Linked DNA regions of Homo sapiens: region 1 is linked to region 2. Evidence: chromatin loops called from intact Hi-C (ENCODE). Cell type or tissue: PC-3. All regions are shown on one strand.

The links. Hi-C counts contacts between places; a loop is a spot of excess contacts. Peaks named below come from ENCODE experiments on the same cell type or tissue, not always from the same donor. Only the 100,000 strongest peaks of a DNase experiment are listed, where the experiment ranks them.
Region 1: a loop joins it to region 2, with 3 times the contacts of the local background. A loop is called at or near these places in 1 of 110 quality-filtered maps.

The regions. Positions count from the first base shown.
Region 1 is chr1:215,707,465-215,712,464 of GRCh38, forward strand. The region is part of intron 61 of USH2A (usherin); the gene reads right to left. Among named protein-coding and RNA genes, the nearest start is that of KCTD3, 140 kb to the left of the region's middle. In PC-3, CTCF peaks have their summits at 3,090 (motif pointing right) and 3,295; a DNase peak (open chromatin) is centred at 3,087; H3K27me3 peaks cover 980 bases.
Region 2 is chr1:215,785,226-215,790,225 of GRCh38, forward strand. It overlaps USH2A (usherin), which reads right to left. Exons shown (of 72, transcript NM_206933.4): 51 at 4,834-5,000; 52 at 1,445-1,649. Among named protein-coding and RNA genes, the nearest start is that of KCTD3, 220 kb to the left of the region's middle. In PC-3, no CTCF peak of the experiment used is centred here; DNase peaks (open chromatin) are centred at 626 and 1,976; H3K27ac peaks cover 359 bases; H3K27me3 peaks cover 774 bases.

The DNA of each region.
Region 1 (5,000 bases), 78 kb before region 2:
CTCTGTGAAGTACCTGGCACATCACTGTCACTCAAGAAGAGTGCTCTGAATGTGATCCTTGGGAATAGGAACAGCTAAGGAAAGCTAAGGAAATGTGGGGTTCTGTTGATTCCAAAGGATAATTGTTTAAATTTGACTTTATAGTTTATTTAAAACTCTCAGCAAAAAAATAAAGCTCTGAGATTGGTTTGTGATCTGAGGGTTAAATCCACAGTCAAATTATGTCTTTTTCTGGCATGGTTCTAGGCACTAAATGGAAAGGAATAAAAGTAGAAAGTATGAACATACTGGATTTTAGGAACTGTAATCCATTAGGAATGTAAAACTCACCTTTCTGAAACCACTAGAGAAATACATGGGAACCAAGCACTGAAGGTGTATACACAAGAAATCATCATGGGTTTAGGTGGTCACAAAATACTCCATAAAAGGACAGGCTTTAAATATCAATATATAGGAAATTTACTAGCTCTGTGTGCTAGAAGAGTACAATTGCATCATTCAATGCAACATGTGAACAATTAAAACAAATTTAAAACTCATAGAATCTTAGAAGGGAATTTATAATAAGCAATTTGACCATCATATCTGAAGCAAAAATCCCAGAAGACAGTGGGAAGAAGGATGTGGAAGGGAAACATCCTTTTAAACTCAATAAGAACTAAAGACCAATTTGCAAAAGTTGTATTTTTTATAATGGAGACTCTGGAATCTGCTTTATTTTCCTCCATTGCCCTTAGCTTATGTATGGTATGTATATATTTTATTTCCTTATCTTGTTTATTGTCTTTATCTCCCCACTAGAGTAAGAGCTTCAAGAGGGAAGCATTTTTGTCTGGTTTATTCACTGTCATATACCCAGTTGGCATATATTAGATGCATACACATACTGACTGGATGAGTGAATGAATGAATCAATTAAGTTCTGTATCTGTCCTTGGAAAAGGAAGAATGGGAGTTTTACAGCGAGGAGCTAACAATATTCATCTATTTGTTTGCTTTTAGTGCAAAGCAGTGATCCCCAACCTTTTGGGCACCAGGGATCCGTTTCATGGAAGACAATTTTTCCATGGAAGGGGGAGGTGGGGATGGTTTTAGGATGAAACTGTTCCACCTCAGATCATCAGGTATTAGTTAGATTCTCATAAGGAGCACACAACTTAGATCCCTTGCGTGCGCAGTTCATAATAGGGTTTGCTATGTGAGAAGCAATTGCCACAGCTGATCTGTGGAGCAGATCTGTGCTCCACTCCTCAGGTGGAGCACAGCAAGAGGTGGAGCTCAGGTGGTGAGGCTCACCCTCCACTTACCTCCTGCTGTGTGGCTTGGTTCCCAACAGGCCACAGACCAGTACTGGTCTGCGTCCCCGGGGTTCTGGACCCCTTGTGTCAAGTGACATATTGTAGTTTATGGTTCTATGCTAAGGGGGTTTATGGATTATATTATCTGGTTTTAAGTATACTAACTTTGGAAACATGAATGGCTTTCAAAATTCCTAGAATTCAAATTTATGATTCAAATATAACACTAACAATACAAACATAAATGAAGAACAAATAAATGGCCAGTCTGATTCTCCTTCCTTCAAGCTCCTTATCAACCACAGCATGAGGTATAAACATGAATGGTCCAATTGTATTTGATCAGAAGTGTCAACAAAATTTTGAAATGATCAAGAACACTCAGGAAAGAGATTGACATTCAGCATCATTAATGATTAATCTTTCAGTGTGTATTGTGCCTTGAGGTATTATTGATAGTAGTTGCTCATAATAAAATATTTTCTTGATAATTTTATCTATTTCCACTCCTTTAAAAATGTCTATTTCTATAGTGTAAATGATACTATTTAACTAGTACATATTTTATAATTTACAAATAAGTAAATATACATATTATGCAGATGTGTGCTCCCCAAATTATTATTTCTACAAGTGAATATTCTAAAAAGTTTGGAGATCGCTGACCTGTATTAATGTTCTTCCTTCAGCAAACCTATTATTAAGAAGAAAAACAGAGCAAAATCTTTTTCCTCTTTGAAAATGAAATTGAGTTTGATCACAATGATCTGATGAATAAAGTTCTAAAATAAGAGCACAAGTAACTCACTTAGGTTGTTGCCTTGTAATGGACAAAGTCCAGTAATACTTTTTGGAAGATAGATGCTTGAAGATAATTTGTAAAAAAAAAAAAAAAAAAAAAAAAACTCATTCCCTTGACTAATTTCCCAGTGGGAAGTGCTGACTATTATTGGTAAAAATGATACCTATGGTCATTGCCCAGATGGCTCTTTGAAGAATGTAGTTGGAGACAAAAGCCCTATAAAATGTGTATGTCACAAAATCATACTAAACCTGTATTGTGCACTGGGGCTATTTTAACCAGTTACACTGTTTCATTTATTTTATTAATTCTTTTGACTATTTCTAGGGTTGAATGATTTGATTTAAAATCTCTGTTAAGCTTAAAGGCTAGAGTGAAGAAGACCGATGCACATACAAGTGATTGGGGCAAGGTATAAAATATTTACACTGCCTCTCACTGCTGTGTTACTTACAAGATTGCAAGTGATCAGTTACACTGAAAAAGGTGCTGTATTGGGAAGGAATCAAGAAGCTATGGGTACATAGGGAACTCCCCATCCCAGGGAAGTGATGTTCAGTTATCACAGTGACTGTCATTTTAACAATTGTGCAAGTGCATCATTCACTGTGGGTGACTAGAAACAGATGAAGAGGAGCTGAAAAATGGAAGAATTTTCCTTGTCTCATGTCTCTCTGATAACGAGGCAGACTACAGAGCATGAAAGATGAGGGCTGCCCAATTCAAACCAAAGCACGTAGCCACCATCTGGGCATTTTAAAAGTAGGACACATGAAATGCTCAGATGTATCCCCCAACAGGGTGCAATAATACAGCAGTAAAAAGAAAACTACAGTGAACTATGGCTACTTCCACACTTGCAATCATTCTAGTACAAGCAGGGGCAAAGATTTTCCAAAAACTCTTTCTTATGTACATCTCAACTGCTCATACGTTTAGCTCAGGGTCTTAACAGTCATGCGTGGTAAGTAAACATACCCAGTAGAGGGCGCTCTCCTCATGGAAAGGAAAGGGTCCTACGGCTCTAGGTGGAGCACTCAATTTGAGGGTTCAAAAATAAAACTACTCCTTAGACTACAGACACTAAAAGCATCATTTCCGTTCAGAAACATTTACAGCTGAAACAAATATTGACTTTTAAAGTGATATATTTGACATTCAAGTGTGTACTCAATTGAGCCATTTATTTCAGTTGCTGCCAGATGTAGACCCTTAATTTTCTGAACGAGAATGACTAAATTACTCAAAAGTTAGAAAAAAAAGAACATTAGCATGTTCTTTTTGGATCTTTGAAGGTAAAAGTTCAGAATTTCTTATTTCTGGAATAAGAAATAAGAAATTTCTTATTTGCTGGCTCCATTTCTTCTATCGGCTTCTAGATCCTCAAGGCAAGCAATCTACTAACACTGCATAGTAAGTCACTGCTGCTTCAGTTTAACATCCCTCAAGCCCTCGCTTTCTTCCAACTTCTTCTGATGTACGTTTTGCAATAAGAGAGATAATGTTATTTACAGAAATCAATGGCAGACATATAGAAGCATATAATCTTTGAATGCCCGCAAAATGAAATGCATGAATTAAAATATTGAATTCATATATTTCAACTGAATTTTAATTATATAGATAAGGAGTATTTTATAATCCCTTCTTAAGTTCTTTCATATTTGCAAAAGTGAGTATTCATAAGATCAAGTCAATTTACAAGGTTTTCATTTCCTGTGTTGCGACTTGGAGTTGAACTGAGAGACAAATAAGGAAGGCAAGCACAGTGCTTGTTGTAAAAATGCAGCATCAAAACACCCTAATGATACTTATAATTGCTAGAAGTAATTTAAAACTGTCTTTCTGCTTTAGGAAGGAATGAAACTCTAAGGAAATACAAATGAGGGAATTGAAGAGAACATATTTTAGGAAGAAAATGTATTCAAAGAGAATCTTTCCATTTTAATTTCCTCATGTCAGTAGAAATTCTAGATACATTTAACAGGAAAACTCCTCAAGACTTTTTTTTCTGGAAATCCCTAAAGTTTTTCTGGGGGGTCTCTCCTTATGTATCATTTTTTATTTTACTCCTTGCTAAGAATTCTTATTAGTCATTCTAACCATTCAATTTGTCCTGCCTGTTTTGTAATGAATAAATAGCATATACTGTTAATTGGCCACCTGAGGTTCAAAGAGGGGAAAAATGGAGTTGATGTCTGCACACTGTAATGTGCTGACAACATATTGACCACACTCTATTTCACAAGATTTAAAATCAAGCTTCCTCACCCTATTCACACTTCCCTCCCTTTGCTCCATTCTTGACTGTCTGTGGGGCTAATATAATTTTCTTAAAGTGATTTATTTCTAACAGATGCGATCACCCAGCCACAGGGACCTGGATACACAAATGTCCCCTAACAACTTTAATTTCTGGATATAATAAGCATATATTCCACTAATAAATAATTATTGCTCTGTTAAAAACGAGACACCAAGGCTTGTGGCGTGATGACCAGGTCTTCCTAGTCAGAAAGGACAAAGAGATGGACTCTCTTGAGGCCTTTAGCGACTCCCAACCCAAATATGCTATCATATTTCTAAAATGTGGTAGGCCAGGAAGGAAGAAAATTGGTCACAGTTTAATGTGGCCCAGTAATATTTAGAAAGCTACTTTTAGGTACACATTTAGATTCTTATAAATCAGATATTAAACATGATTAGGTAAGGAGGATGATAGCATAGGTCCTGGTATAAAGTTTATAGGACAATCTCAGAAGAGTGATTTGTTCTTTCCCTCAAGTTCTTTCCTGCCTCTTTTAGCATCTCAAGGGTGGATGCACATGTGTGTCCTCATCGCCTTTGCTGTCAGCAGCACTGTCGTTTTTGAAGGCTGGTGAGTTGGCCCTCGGCAG
Region 2 (5,000 bases):
AACAATGTGCCATAGCAGCACAGGGACTGCATTGAGGAAAAGAATCTTGACCTAGGCCTTGAGTAGGATGATAAAGGAGGACATTTCAGGTGGAATAACAGCTTGAAGTGCATTTGGAGCACTCTGAAAGGAGCTCCTGCACCACGTGGAGTCTTCAAAGTCTGTCCCTTTTGATGATGGCATTATTTGAATATGTTTCTTTCTCATGGCGAGTAACTTTTACAGATCTGACCCTCAGTTTCCTCATCTGTTAAATGACCATATTTATATGATTGCTTTGTTGGTAACTGAGATAAGGTTTTAAAGTACCTAGTGTAGAGATATACCTAATGTAAATGACAAGTTAATGGGTGCAGCACACCAACATGGCACATGTATACATGTAACAAACCTGCACGTTGTGCACATGTACCCTAGAACTTAAAGTATAATAAAAAAATTAAAGTACCTAGTATAACATTGAGACTAAATAATGTTCAATCAACCTTATCTCTGTTCCTTTCTTCCCTTCCTAATCTTCCTCCTCTTATCTTAGTAGCCTGCCTTACTTTCTGCACTCTTGAGGTTAGCCATTATTGCCCCTTGGTTGAGTAAAGCAGACTGATGATTCATGATGGAATGGAGCAATGTTTTGCTTGTTTATTAACCTTAGCTTGCTCAAATTATGTCACTTAAATGGATTCTATTGAATCAAGATGATAGATGATACACACACACACACACACACACACACACACACACACAAACTTGATTTTTCAAAAAACAAGAACACATTTTGTAGGGACTTAAGTAAATGGATGAATAACACAAATTTAATTGATGGCAGAACTGTTTTAGAGATAATTCTAAACTTAACAGTGTTTCTCACACAGCTCAGCCAAAACTAAGCATAACCATTTTGGACTAATTCAGCAGGGCCAAGATGGTACATAGAAATTAATATTTACAATAACTGCAAAGGTTATTCTTTTGGAGATGACCAGCCATCTTGGAGAAATGTCATGCTTGGGTTTACCTCATCCTCAGAGTAGCACTGTTAGGTTTTATTATTAATCAGACAGGTTCATCCTTCTTTCTGCTTAAGAGTATAGCAGTATTCATTCAATGCATTCAGTGGAAGCTGCATTGCAGCTTTTGAAAAAGGAAATTGGATTTATTGTAAATTAACTGGATATAGCAGTAAAGGTCACAGATATCTCCACAGATTTACCTTAATATGGAATACAACCTTGTTTAAATAGACTTTAACACATTTTAAAGTACTGACTTTGAATACATCCAGATTATGCCTTTAATTACCTTGTAACTAGCTGGCCTCAAAGTATGATGGAATGTACTGATATCAGTTTAAGGAGAGTTGATGTCAGAGTGAAATAAATCTGCATTTTCAGCAGCTTCTCACTAACCCCATTAAGCCATGGGCAGACAGCTTGCTTTCTGTTACCTGTGTAAGAGTACGTGTTTACACTCCCTGTATGAATGGTTTCTTCGGCAGATGAACACATTTCTTCAATTGATGCCTTCCCTGTGGAATTGTGAGACCCTCTTATCACAGTGCAAATGTGGCTGGTAAAGTTGAAGTCACACCTGCCACAATGTTCTGTGGCTTCCATAGATGCTGGGCAGAGGATCCTGCACTCTTTGGTTTCCTGAGTCAAGTGGCAGGGGTGAGAGAGAGAGGGGTATTTAAAAATTTCATTTAGACATACATAGGGTAGGCTTTTGTGACTTTCAAATGAAATTTTTCCTCCACTTACTTGATGAATGAATATTTCAAAATTTATAAAAAGAAATGAAGGCAGTTTGTATACTAGGAAGAACAATGACTTTGAAATGTCACAAATTGGGATTAAAATTTCAGTTTTGCAGCTTCCCAGCTCTGTAACCTTGAGCAAGTCACTTATGTTTTCAAAACCTCAGCTTCTTCAGTGGGGAACATGGAGACAAAATTTACTACCAAGGTTTGTTGTGTGACTCAAATCATATAATTTACCACCAAGGTTTGTTGTGTGACTCAAAACTGATAAGTCTTTAAACTTAGTATACACACTACAAATATTTTATTTTTGCTATTTGATACTTTCCTATGGAATTTTAGAGAAAATAAAGAATGTGATATTTGAGAATTTACACTTCCTGTGTTGTTGGGGAAGTTGGTCCCATTAGAAGTATTACTGATCCAAGTTTTTAAAAATATAAATGTTTCATGAACTGTCATTGTAATTATAATTATTTACGCTTATAAACATTTTCTCTGACACATCTCCAGATTTTTTATGGTTTTTGATAAGTACCACTTTGTTTTAATCCAAGGAAATTAAATACTTAATCATCCCACACTACAAGAGCTATAAGTAAGGTAATAGTTTTATAATGTGGAGATCTACTTTGCCTTTCCTTTACATAAGTAGCATAATGTATTTAGAATACTTTTTGCTATTAAAATTGATCTCCATTCAGCCTCTCTCTTACATAAAATAAGTTGAATTATTCTTACCAAGTTGATCAAAATAGTACATTCAAAAATATATAGTGGGTCTGGGCGCAGTGGCTCATGTCTATAATCCCAACACTTTGGGAGGCGGAGGTGGGTGGATCACTTGAGGTCAGGATTTCGAGACCAGACCGATCAACATGGCGAAACCCTGTCACTACTAAAAAAACAAAAATTAGCTGGGCTTGGTGGCGCACACCTGTAATCCCAGCTACTTGGCAGGTTGAGGGAGGAGAATCGCTTGAACCTAGCAGGTAGAGGTTGCAGTGAGCCAAGATGACACTACATAAATAGAATCCCACTATATATATATGTGTGTGTGTGTATGTGTGTGTATCTATCTATCTATATCTATCTATCTATCCTCTAAAAGCCCAACTAAATGACAGTAAAATACTGGTTTACGTGTTGAAAGTCTAAGAAAAAATGGAGAAAAATAATACACACAAGACAGTGCATACCTTTTTGGAAGCTGGAAAGTAGATGAATGTGGCAGAGACAATGCAATGTGCTCAGTGATGTCCATGTTTCCCTTTTCTCTCTGGGAACATGGGATGTTGAAACCTGGCTGCAGTAGGAGAAGCCACCTGACTAGATATGTCTGTGTGACTAGTGCATAGAAAGGATGTACTCTATATCCAGGTAGGAACTGTCTGTGTGCAATTGTCCCCTCTTGCGCCTTTTCCATTATGATCCAAGGGCTGCATGAAGCATCACAAGATGTAAGGGGCTTCGGTTCTAGAGATGTTACTTGGAAGACAACTGCCTAACTCATAATGAATTGTAATGTAAAAAAAAAATTGCTAAGAGAGTAGATCCTAAATGCTCTCATCACAAAAATGGAAAACAAAATGCAAAAAGAAACCATCCTAACTTCCACATAGAGGTTCATTGTCATGAAATTTTAGAGGAGCAGGATAAAGAGAACATCTTCAAGAGCTTTCATAGGAAAAGAAACATGGTTACCAACAGAGAGATAGGAATCAAAATATTAATGGAAGCTTAAAACATGCAGAAATGCCTCAAAATTCTGAGTAGACATAATTTTTAACCTGGAATTGTATATCAGACCAAACTATCAATCCTGTTGGAGGGTAAAATAATAGTATTTTTATACATTAAGCTTTTAAAAAATTTACCCTCCATACATCTATATACAAGAAGATAATTCTCCAAATGGAATGAAACTTGGAATCCAAAACAAAACAAAACAAAACAAAACAAAACAAAAAAACAGGGGAATCAACACAGGAAAGAGGTAAAAGGAATTCCTGAATTGATAGCTTAGGGAAGACCGAATGGGCCAGCTATGTAAAAATCCCATGGTGATCCATTCCAGACTGGAACAGGATATAAATGTCTCCAGGTGGTAGGTCTTCAGAAAACAAAATGAAACCTACAGACTGAACATTATTATGTATACACACTACTTGATTCAGCATGGAGAAATATTGTCCTCATTAGAATAATTTAACCAACCTTATGTGTTATCTTAATCATTCATTGATACAAAGTGCTTGCAGGGCTTCTAACAATCTCATGAGTTATTTTACATCCCAAAGTGTACAAAGTGTATGTGGTCTACACAAGGACTGTGTAGTTGCCTCATTGAACAAGCGTCCTTCCATTGTCTGTGACCAAGACACCCATTTTTAGTGGTCTTATAATGACAAATTACTACAGAACACGGTAGCATGTTTATTTTTAAAGTGTCCATGGTCCTTTCCTTAAATTGATAGGCTTCTGGTATCCTGGGTCAAGTTTAATACCCACATACATGACATGGCTGTGTACAAACCATCACCATACAAAAACATAAGCGATTACACCCAGAAGCCTATTCATTCACTTTTGACACAGGCATTTGCTCATCTTGCATTGTCCAAGGGAATATGATATAAATGCAACTAAGCGAATTTGCTGGATCTAAGGTCTCTATCAAAGGAAAGTGGTGGATGATGGCTGGCGGGCTAGGGAGAAGAAGCGGGAATTTCCTCCTGCCTCCATCCACAGTGCTCCCAGGCATGAAATGGCACCATGCAGAGGCCCCAGACGACCTGTGCTGGCTCTTTCAGTGGCACACAGACTTTCAGTCCTGCACTAATCTGAAGTGCTGGGTAAAGCTTCCCTGAGAACAGCTAATCATTATTAATTCCTTTAGAATTCATTGCAATAACATCAATCATAGCGAACTCATTCGGTATTAATATGGATGTAATGTGAAAATGAATAATGCACACAGGAGTTTTTATATTCCTATTTTAGAAAAATAGTTATGAACAATGTATTTCTCTTTCCATTGTCAAATCAGCGCCTCCGAGAGCTTTTCTATCAATTACCTTCATCATCATTCCAGTTGAAATCTTGTCAGAGCAAACATATTTCAAAGGATTATATCCAACTCCATTACAGCATTTCTGGCTCTTTGGAATAAGTTCAGTCTCACAGCATTTTACTGGCACCGGGTCATTCTTTTTAATATGTGCTTTAGACTCTCCACTGGAAG